2 separate regions of the Homo sapiens genome follow, and region 1 is linked to region 2. Evidence: read pairs that join two places in POLR2A ChIA-PET (ENCODE). Cell type or tissue: IMR-90. All regions are shown on one strand. Links, peaks and the distances in the headings refer to the core of each region. The heading gives the core; the rest is flanking DNA.

The links. Peaks named below come from ENCODE experiments on the same cell type or tissue, not always from the same donor. Only the 100,000 strongest peaks of a DNase experiment are listed, where the experiment ranks them.
Region 1: POLR2A ChIA-PET joins it to region 2 with 5 read pairs; 3 of 35 experiments call an interaction of 5 or more read pairs at or near these places.

Annotation. Positions count from the first base shown.
Region 1 is chr4:2,865,961-2,871,492 of GRCh38, forward strand. All of the region lies in intron 1 of ADD1 (adducin 1), which reads left to right. Among named protein-coding and RNA genes, the nearest start is that of ADD1, 25 kb to the left of the region's middle. In IMR-90, for the core only: no CTCF peak of the experiment used is centred there; no DNase peak of the experiment used is centred there; H3K4me3 peaks cover 968 bases; H3K27ac peaks cover 1,315 bases.
Region 2 is chr4:2,974,311-2,979,842 of GRCh38, forward strand. All of the region lies in intron 1 of GRK4 (G protein-coupled receptor kinase 4), which reads left to right. Among named protein-coding and RNA genes, the nearest start is that of GRK4, 14 kb to the left of the region's middle. In IMR-90, for the core only: a CTCF peak has its summit at 4,284 (motif pointing right); no DNase peak of the experiment used is centred there.

The DNA of each region.
Region 1 (5,532 bases), core at 226-5,225, 110 kb before region 2:
ATATGTGAATTAGTATAGTAACTACAGCAGAGTCTCTCTGGGTTGTGTTATTTGCTCAATTGCGAGATAGCATACTTATAAAATTATTTCTAGATTCACTCCTGAAATCTTAACTGCAGTCTGCTTTGTGGAATTTCTTCTTGGAAGAACTTGTTTAAGAGTATGCTGATTGATATTTGTTCATGGGCCATCTGAAGATTCTGGATGTTATTTTATTTTATTTTTTGAGGCAGTCTCCCTCTGTTCCCCAGGCTGGAGTGCAGTAGCACAATCTCGGCTTACTGCACCCTTCGCCTTCCGGGTTCAAGCAATTCTCCTGCCTCAGCCTCTGGAATAGCTGGGACTACAGGCACGCACCATCACACCCAGCTAATTTTTTGTGTGTGTGTATTTTTAGTACAGACGGGGTTTCACCATGTTGGCCAGGCTGGTCTCAAAGTCCTGACCTCAGGTGATCTGTCCGCCTTGGCCTCCCAGAGTGCTGGGATTACAGGCGTCAGCCTCTGTGCCTGGCCTGGAGGTTATTTTAAATCGTTTTTTTTTTTTGGGATGAAAACAAATTTTGTTAAAATTAGTAATACAGAATGATTTTGTGTTCTTTTATCATTCATTCATTTACCAAATATTTATTGAGGCCTGTTCTGTGCTAAATGGTGGGGAGATGGTGCTGAACTACACAGAAGAGCCCCAGTATGCCTGCTAGCTCTTCCCGTGTTTACATTTTGATTTTCTGTGCTGCAATACAGTAGATGAGCTTGGCATTGAGAGTGAGTAGTCTTGGATTTAGGTTTTGAGCCGGCCATTTATTTATTGTGAGACCTCTGAAGCTTAAAACTCTGAGCCAGCACACCTGTAATCCCAATACTTTGGGAAGCCAAGGTGGGTGGATTGCTTGAGCCCAGGAGTTCAAGACCAGCCTGGGAAACTTGGTGAAACCCCATCTCTACAAAAAATATAATAATTATCTGGGCATGGTGGCACGCTCCTGTAGTCCCAAGCTACTTGGGAGGCTGAGATGGGAGGATCACTTGAGCCCGGGGGCAGAGGTTGCAGTGAGCCAACATCACGCCACTGCACTTCAGCCTGGATGACAGAGCAAGACCCAGTCTGAAAAAGAAAGAAAGAAGGAAAACCCACAAAAACACTGAGTCAGTCTTGATCTGCACATGGAGGAATCTTGCAGGGTGGTTGGAATTAACGAGTGTGTGTGAGAACATTGTTCTCTGCAGTGGTCTTTATAGGGTCTTTAGACAATTCGTGGTCACTTTTCTGGATCCCTTGCATTTTCTAGCTGCATTTTCCTCAACTGGGTTTGGGAAAAATTAGGTCTGGAGTTTGGGATGGGGAGCTGTTTTTACTTTACAGGTGAGGTAACTCCATACGTGTTGAAGTTTTATAGGAGTATGAGTGGAACCAACCTCTGATTTTTGGCTCAGTACTGACCCTTGGACTGGAGAGTCCTGTTGTCAGCAACAAGAACACAGTTTAATGAGAAGCAATTAAGAGTGCGGTCTCCAAACCATAGTCTTAATTTCAGATTCTTGCTTCTCCACTTACTGCCTACTAAACCTTAAGCAAGTAACTGGAATATCTCTCATAACATACCATAGGATTAATTAATGCTGTAGTTAAAAGAAAAACAACACCAGCTATGTAATTGTATAAAAGACTTAATAAAATGTGGATGATTTAGGCTGGGAAGCCGTTAACTAACCATTCATCATAAAAGGGAGGAAGCAAGAGGACCCACTTGAGTAGGCTGGGACAAATTGCTGTGGTTCAGTTTTACTTTTTGCTTTTGTTTCTAATTGGAGCTGTTTTGAGACATCCTGATTGTCAGAGAGAATGTGGATTAGAGGGAGGAGGAGGAGCTCTGGAGTCAGGCAGCCCGAGTTCAGACTCCAGCAACCCCATTACTGGCTGCTTAACTGTGTTGTGCCTTATCTGCAGAAAAAATGAGTTAAAACACACATAGTGAGCAGTGATAACTGTAGCTGTGATTATTTGAAAGGGGCCTTTTGAGCAGCTGCTTCTGCAAGAGGACATCCGGAGACACAGGAATAGAAATGATCCGATCAGAGTAATTAAAGGCTTTTAACTGAGCTCTGAGGTCCCAAACAGGGCACACTCCGTCAGCCTAAAGCTGTGAAGAAGAACCTTCAACATAAGGTGGGTGTTCTCTTTTAGGGTGGTGGAGAACTGTGTCATTAGGCTAGTACTGTAAGCAGTGGGGGGTTAGAGCTTAACTACGGTTGTGTTTGGGAGATAGCGCCAGATGTTGGGCTCCCTCCTGCCAGTAGATTACAGGGATTTCCTTTGCATTGGCTGGTGCTGCAGCCTTCCAGTATTGCAGGTTTCCAAGTGTTTGTAATGAATTTCTGGCCAGGGCGTCCATGTCTCTTGGTGCTGGCCAGGGTGTGTGCTGACGGCTGCACTGTTCCCAGCCCTCTGCCTGGATTTAGTCTTCAGTGTCGGAGCCCCCAAGTCTGTTTACAATCTTGTTACTCTTTCCAGCGAACTCTCCACCTTCTGTTTCACTGCGTATTTCCTGACGATGCAGTTTCATTTTGGATGCAGACCTCTTGGAGCCCTTTGTCCCAGGGAAGTTAGATGTCCCTTGTGGCAAATACCCTCCTTCGGGAATAAACAGTCTCATTTGAGCCCCTGCTATGTATGACACACTCCCCCAGGGCCCTTGTACAAACATGAGTTAGAAATGTATTGTCCCTGTATTTCACAGGCCCACAGACCAGTGATGGAGCAAGTATGTACCCAGATAATTTATCCGCATATGATTTGGTCCTGTTTGAAAGTGGCCATGGGAGAGGTGGGAATGGTGTATGTTGACACACAGGAGTCCAGGTGCCAGGCTTGGGGCGTGGGGAACCTTCATAGAGCGGGAAGCATTCGAGTTGGATATTGAGAATGAGTGGGGGCTGAAAGGTTTAGAATAGAGAGAATAGTTAAATTAGGTCATTAAAAATATGTGGAACACCTGCTGGGTGCCAGGTACTGCATGTGAAATCAGACGACGGTTGACTGCGCTCACTCTGCTGTGTTTTCTGTGCTACTCCCTAAAGCTCAGTAGATGTTTATTCACCAGGTGACTGCTGCCTTCCCCAAGCCACCTGGCAGTCACGTTTTACCTCTGAAATCATCTCAGTGAAGCTTTCCTGACAGCCCCTCTCTATGAGTTTCCTAGAGCTGCTGTAACAAAGTGCCACAGACCAGGGGCTTAAACAACAGTAATGTGTCATCTCACAGTTCTGGAGGCTAGAAGTCTAAGATCAGGGTGTGGGCAGGGCTGGTTCCTCCCGAGGCTGTGAGGGAGAATGGGCCCCATCCTAGCTCGGTAGTCGGCAGTCCTTGGCGTTTCTTGGCTTGAGGAAGCACTGCGTCCACCTCTGCCTTCATCTACACTTAGTTCTCCCTGTGCGTGTCTCTTTGTCCGCATTTTCCGTTTTATAAGGACATAAGTCATTTTGGATTAGGTCTGCCTTGTGGACCCCATCTTAACTAATTACATCTGTAGCGACCCTATTTCCAAATAAGGGCATATTCTGAGGAACTGGGGGTTAGGGCTTCAACATGTGAATTTTGGGGAGTGGACACAGTCCAACTCATAATATCCTCTCTCAGTTCTTTCTACCTCCCACTCATGGACACTTTCCCCCTGCTGATATACTGTAAGTGGAGTTCTGTCATGCACTGAGAGAATTTTGTTTGTTATCTCCTGCTCTTCGTATTTTTCAGTCTCTGGTGCCTTGCATGTAAGGTGGAAGGTGTCTCCAGTGCAAATTTATTATGCGCCAGGAGTTAGTAGAAATAAGGGAAGATACTGCAGAGATCACCTCTCTTCTTGGTCTCCTATTGACAATTCCAAAGGCTCTCTGGAGTCGGGTGCCAGGTGGCCAAGGACATTACCAGGGGATACCACTTTCATTATCTCCTTTTTCCCACGGAGCAGTAATTCATTATTAGCTGACAATCAAAGAGCATTAGAAATCTGACAAGATCCTTTGGGTCCTCTAGCAGGCATTTTACACGGAGGCTTTCTTTAATGGCTCTCTTCTTCCTAGTTTCAGCCGTAAGTTTTCATGTTCCAGCTTTAGGGATTCAAAAGTAAATCATGTGAATGCTGGGAATAGTTACCCTTAGCAAAGATGTCTGTGCCAGAAGGGAGATGCCAATAAATAATTGAATCTGTCCAAAAGTTTCAGAATTCCCTCATTATATATTTGAGAGAAGCAAAAATTTGTCTGGTATCTGACCTGAGGTTTAGTTACACATTAATAAAGATGGATCATCCCAGGGCTGCAGTACTTCTGCTAAGAAAGAATATTCCAGCATAACCTTTGTTATTTCCGAGTCAGTAAATAATGTACTAGGTAGAGTGGTGTTTTCTGGGACATTAGAAAAGAGACGTTATTTGGACTAAATAGTGCTGTTCAGTCAGGATTTTCTTCAATGCCATTTAGCAAACCAACTGTCCTTAGTCTGTCCAGCTAGCAAGAATTTGTATAATGCAACAGAGAGTGCTGTTCAGTCAGGATTTTCTTCAATGCCATTTAGCAAACCAACTGTCCTTAGTCTGTCCAGCTAGCAAGAATTTGTATAATGCAACAGAGTACTTTACAGTTTTCACACTTTAAATGTCACAGGAGGGGTTCTTCACTAGGCTTCTGGAACCTAGTCTAGCAAAATTAGAGGAAAGGCCCTAAGGAGATTTATCTCTGTTAAGAGAAAAAGTTAACATTTTCAGGCTAAATAGTTGAATCTACTGAAGATAACAAATAATGTCTACTATTTCAACCCTCCAAAGATTGAAGAGTGTTAGGATTGTCATTTGTGTTTTTTTGTGGGGTAGTTGAATAAAATTGGGCAGCTAAAATTTTCAGTTCCATGTGCCTCCTAAACAAAAAACAAAGTAAGTAGTTTGTGAATTGACTGTAGACAAAATAGAAACTATGCTGCATGCTGTTTTTTTTGTAAACAGATGACATTTTCTTTCTTTTTTTTTTTTTTTGAGCTGGAGTCTCGCTCTGTCACCCAGGTTGGAGTGCAGTGGCATGATCTTGGCTCACTGCAATCTGTGCCTGCCGGGTTCATGCCATTCTCCTGTCTCAGCCTCCCGAGTAGCTGGGACTACAGGTGCGCGCCACCACACCCGGCTAATTTTTTTTTGTATTTTTAGTAGAGATGGGGTTTCACCGTGTTAGCCAGGATGGTCTCGATCTCCTCACCTCGTGATCCACCCTCCTCGGCCTCCCAAAGTGCTGTGATTACAGGCGTGAGCCACCGTGCCTGGCCAACAGATGACATTTTCTAACCAGGCACATGCCATCCAATTTACCTGTCGATCATACCATTGTATAAAGCAGCAGAACTGAAGGGGAAATATGATTGTTAAACACACTGAATTGCTTTTATGTCATTTGAGATAGTTGGTGTAAGTGTCTTGACTTTTTATATTTGGAAACATTAAATAAAAACATAAATTTTTTAAAAAGGGATGTTAAGATAGCTGTTCAT
Region 2 (5,532 bases), core at 465-5,464:
TGCCTAGAACAGTTCCTGGCACACATTAGATGCTCAGTAAATATTTGTTGAATGAATGAATGAATGTATGAATAGCAGTTAAGATCATGGGCTTTGGAGCCAGCCAGACCTGGGCTTTATATCTCAGTGCCCTCTTTATACTATCTCAACGACGGTGTCAGTTACTTCAGTTTCACTCAAAAACGGTTTATTGTGTGCCAGGCACTAAGCTTGGCTCTAGGGATACAGGGATGAATAAAAACAGATGAATATCTCCTTCTGAGAAGCTGACAGTCATGGAGGAAAGTACTTAGCTCAGGTAATGTGGAGGATCAGACAGGAGGGCTTTATGGTCCAACCCTGGAAGTGGGTACACCCGTTTTTGGTTGTTTTTTATTCTGATAGTTTTGGGGAAACAGTTGGTGTTCTGGTTGCATGGAAAAGTTCTCTAATGGTGATTTCTGAGATTTTGGTGCACCTGTCACCCGAGTGGTACACCTGTTTTATACATTGCTCTGTCACATGGCCACTTTTAACTGCAAAGGGGGCAGAGCCACAGAAGTACTAGCTGGGCAGCCACATCCTGGCAACGACTCTGCATAATGGGAGTGCGTCTTGAGTTGGCATAGGACAGCTGGCTGTCTGTGCCATGTCTGCCCTCTAGCCACCAAATATCCATGCACAGCCTTCTTCCCTTACAGGTATCCTAATCTCCCTTCAAAGACCAGAATGAGGCCGGGCGCGGTGGCTCTCGCCTGTAATCCCAGCACTTTGGGAGGCTGAGGCAGATGGATCATGAGGTCAGGAGATCGAGACCATCCTGGCCAACATGGTGAAACCCTGTCTCTACCAAAAATACAAAAATTAGCTGGGCGTGGTTGCGCGCACCTGTAGTCCCAGCTACTTGGGAGGCTGAGGCAGGAGAATCGCTTGAACCTGGGAGGTGGAGATTGCAGTGAGCCAAGATCACACCACTGCACTCCAGCCTGGCCACAGAGCCAGACTCTGTCTCAAAAAAAGACCGGAAAGACCTCTGCTCTATTTCCTCCATGAGGGCCAGACGTGGCTCCTCAGGATTCCGCAGCCTACATAAAGAACCAAATGATCTTCCCTCCTCATACCTAATATACCGTGGGGGAGCAGAGGCAGGGTGACTATTGTAGAAATTCCCTTTTAGAAAAGGAGGAGCAGGGAGCCCTCAGTAGACACTGGCCCGTCAGCAAAAGGGCCCTGTGCGGGTGGGGAACATTCCTTGATTAGCGCCCAGTTCTGCCCTCACCTGTGTTCACTGTGTCCCATGGCTCCACCCCCAGGACATTTTCCTCCTTGAGCCGGCTAACATGGACAGACAGATGAAACCTCCACAGGTTTCTGGAGCAGTGCAGAGCTTTGCAGACCCACTTCTACGGATTTAAGTTTGTGGGCTTGAAGGTTGTTTCAAGGCTCAAGCAGTTCAAGGCTGTCTTCATCCTGGATCCAAGTTCTTCAGCACTATATTTCTCTCAGAAACATAGTCAGCTTTTGATCTTGTTAAGCTAAATTTATAGGTGGCCATTGGTTTGTACTGAGCTCCTGCACTAGGCCCCAAAAATCAAACCAAAATTGAGTCAGTCCTGCTAAAGTTCCATGTCACCATGCTGAAAGTTGTTTGACCTTTGGAGAAATCAGGAGAGATACATAGTAGCCAAATCCCCAAACAGGCCGGTTTTAGCCAGCATGATAAGGAGGTCCCCTCTGCTTCAACCTTTGCAAGGGGCAAGGAGCAAGGGAAGTAACTCTGAAAGGACTAGTCTGCTTTTTGTTCTCTGTGTCTGCTTGCTTCAGCCCTTTTCTGCCTATAAAACCAAACTCCTCTGTTTAGCTCATTGAAACACTCATTGTTTTCTTTCTCTTTCTCTCTTTCTTTCTCTCTCTTTCCCTCCCTCCTCCTTCCCTTCTTCCTTGTTTTTTTTTCCCTCTCTTTCACAGGCTCTTGTCTGTTGCTCAGGCTGGAATGCAGTGGCGCAGTCATGGCTCACTGCAGCCTTGACCTCCTAGGCTCCAGTGATCCTCCCACCTCAGCCTCCTGAGTAGCTGGGACTACAGGTGCACACCACCATGCCTGAGTAATTTTTTTTTTAGAGATGGGGTCTCAGTATGTTGCCCAGGCTGCATTCTGTTTTTTAGAAGGAGGTGTTGCCCAATTCTAGCATTGCAAATAAAAGCCAACTAGATTCCAATTTGAAATTTGATGTAATTTTGTCCTTTGATGATATGTTTGCTTCCAGCCAGTTCCATGTGCCAGTAGTTGCACCCACCGTTCTTTCCTAGACACATTCTCAAGCTTGAATTTTCTTTCTTTCTTTTTTTTTTTTTTTTTTTTTGGTTTGATACAGAGTTTTGCTCTTGTTGCCCAGGCTGGAGTGCAACGGCATGATCCCAGCTCACCACAACCTCCGCTTCCAGGTTCAGGTGATTCTCCCGCCTCAGCCTCCCAAGTAGCTGGGATTGCAGGCACATGCCACCACGTCCGGCTAATTTTGTATTTTTAGTAGATACAGGGTTCCTCCATGTTGGTCAGGCTGGTCTCAAACTGCCGACCTCAGGTGATCTGTCCACCCCGGTCTCCCAAAGTGCTGGGATGACAGGCGCGAGCCACCGCACCCGGCCGAATTTTCTTTCTTTCAAGTCTCTACTCCCCAGATTAGTTGGGGGCTGTCTTGAGGCAGCAGTATGGGTGGGAAAACCACACCCCTGATCTGCTTGCTGCACAGAGCTGAGTTTTTATCTGCTTTTGTCTTTCAAAGCCTTTTCCAGTCTTATTTTCCACTGTTTGGGGGTCCAGGAACAGGCGGCCTTTCATACTCTCTAAAGGCCCAAATTTCTGGTCTGTTTGCACTTTTTTTTTATTGCTGCTTACAAAGCCAGCAATTCTTGCTTGAGCTCCCTTCCCCAGCAAAATACCTTCCTCGGTATGATGAGTAACAGCGCATACTACTGCTGTTTGACCTGTTTGCTAGAGCGTGGGGCTCTCCAAGCACTTGGTCTGTGTGTGCTGCCTCTTGAGTTATCATCACAGACAACACTGAACTAAATGTGTTGCTGCTACTGAATAACGCAGAGCTCCGGCTGCTACGCCTACTGCTAGACCATCTGTTTACCCAGGGTTTTTTATTAGGTTAATATTTCCCTCTAGATACTGACATCTGTATCAGTTAAACTGATACTTGCTGCTGTAACAGGTAAACCTTAAAATCTCTGTTGTTTGTGGAGCAATAAGAATAGAATTTATTTTTCATTTCCATAAAAGCCACGTTGAGGGCGGTCAGGGAGGGAGTGGGTGAGTAGACTGTGCTTTGTGCAGTCATTGAGGATTCCAGGCTGGCAGAAGTTCTGAGTCATCAGCACATGGCTCCCAAGATCCTCCTGTGGATCTCGGTCCATCTACGAAACAAAGAAGCGAGAGAGCACGGAGAACCGTGTGGGAGATTCTTCCAGGCCAGGCGTGGAAGTGGCATAAACACTTCTGTCCACATTCTGTTGTCCAGATCACAGTCAGATGGCCCCCCTCCCCACAGGGGACTGGGAAATGTCCCTCATTGGGCTGCCACTTCCCAGCAGCAGCTCTGTTGTGACTATTAGGAGTTCACTATATATTCTGATTACTCATCCCTTATCAGGTATATAATGTGCAAATGTTTTCCCCCATTCCATGGGCTTATGAAGTTCATTTTGCCTATTTTTTCTTTTGTAACATGAGCCTTTGGTGCCCTGACTATATCTCTTTTGACAATAAAATATTTTCCTTCTTTTTTACAGCTAAAATTGAGAATAAACTAGGTTTTATAGAAATTCCTAAAAGTCAGTTGCTGTATTAATCTATCCTAAAGATCCATATTGAGTGGGAAGAAAAAGGGAAAACAACTTTCATCTTTAAAATTACTTTATGTAGAAGGTTCTTGGTTATCTCATAGACTGTGGCTTCACACATTAAGCTAATTGATAATATGCTAAGTTTTTAAGAATCTTTTAAAAACTTGGTCTGATAGGATTCTGTAATTGAGCTAATCGATTCTATTGTCAATCTAAAAAAAGATATCAGAGAAAAATATCTCTGAATTTAATGAATGAATTAGGGAGTAAGCAAAGAGGATTATAATTTGGGATGCACAGCCATGGCGAGCCACAGGTGCACCCGAAAAGGGGAAAGGAAGAGGAAGCTTTTATTTGGCAGACAGGGAGAGGTTCACATAAGCTGCTTGGAAACAGAGTTCACTGGTTCCAGAGGCTCAAAATCGTAGTTGGCATCAGTTCTGTGGTGGAGATGCCACTAGGGGGCAGGTGTTCTTTCAAGAGCATCTTATCTCAATTGCTGCCGTCCTAAAAAAAGTCCAGGCCAGGCAAGGTGGCTCATGCTTGTAATCCCAGTTGTTTGAGAGGCTGAGGCAGGAGGGTCGATTGGGCCCAGGGGTCTGAGACTAGCTTGGGCAACATGGCAAGATCTCTTCTCTACAAAAGCTTTTTAAAAAAATAGCCATGTGTGGCCAGGCACAGTGGCTCATGCCTGTAATCCCAGCACTTTGGGAGGCCGAGGTGGGCGGATCTCCTGAGTTCAGGAGTTCGAGACCAGCCTGGCCCACATGCTGAAACCCCGTCTCTTACTGAAAATACACAAATTAGGCTGGGCACGGTGACTCACGCCTGTGATCCCAGCACTTTGGGAGGCCAAGGCAGGCGGATCATGAGGTCAGGAGATCGAGACCATCCTGGTTAACGTGGTGAAACACCGTCTGTAAATACAAAAAAATTAGCCAGGCATGGTGATGGGCGCCTATAGTCCCACCTACTTGGGAGGCTGAGGCAGGAGAATGGTGTGAACCCAGGAGGTGGAGCTTGCAGTGAGCCGAGATCGCGCCATTGCACTCCAGCCTGGGCAACAGAACGAGACTCCGTCTCAAAAAAAAAAACAAAAAAAAACCCCACAAATTACCTGGGTGTGGTGGCAGGCGCCTGCAATCCCAGCTATTCTGGAGGCTAAAGTGGGAGAATCACCTGAACCCAGGAGGTGGAGGTTGCAATCATCTGAGATGGTGCCACTGCACTCCAACCTGAGTGACAGAGGGAGACTCTGTCTCAAAAAAAAAAAAAAAAAAAAAAAGAGTGGCCAGGCACGGTGGCTCACGCCTGTAATCCCAGCACTTTGGGGAGGCCGAGGCGGGCGGATCACCTGAGGTCAGGAGTTCGAGACCAGCCTGACCAACATGGAGAAACCCTGTCTCTACTAAAGATACAAAATTAGCCGGGCGTGGTGGCACATGCCTGTAATCCCAGCTACTCAGGAGGCTGAGCCAGGAGAATTGCTTGAACCCAGTAGGCGGAGGTTGTGGTGAGCCAAGATCACACCATTGCACTCCAGCCTGGGCAACAAGAGTGAAACTCCGTCCCCCTACCCCCCCAAAAAAAATCCATGTGTGGTGGTGCATGCTTGTGGTCCCAGCTGCTGAGGAGGCTGAGGTAGCTGGATCTCTTGAGTCCAGGAAGTCAAGGCTGCAGTGAGACTTGCATTCTGCATTC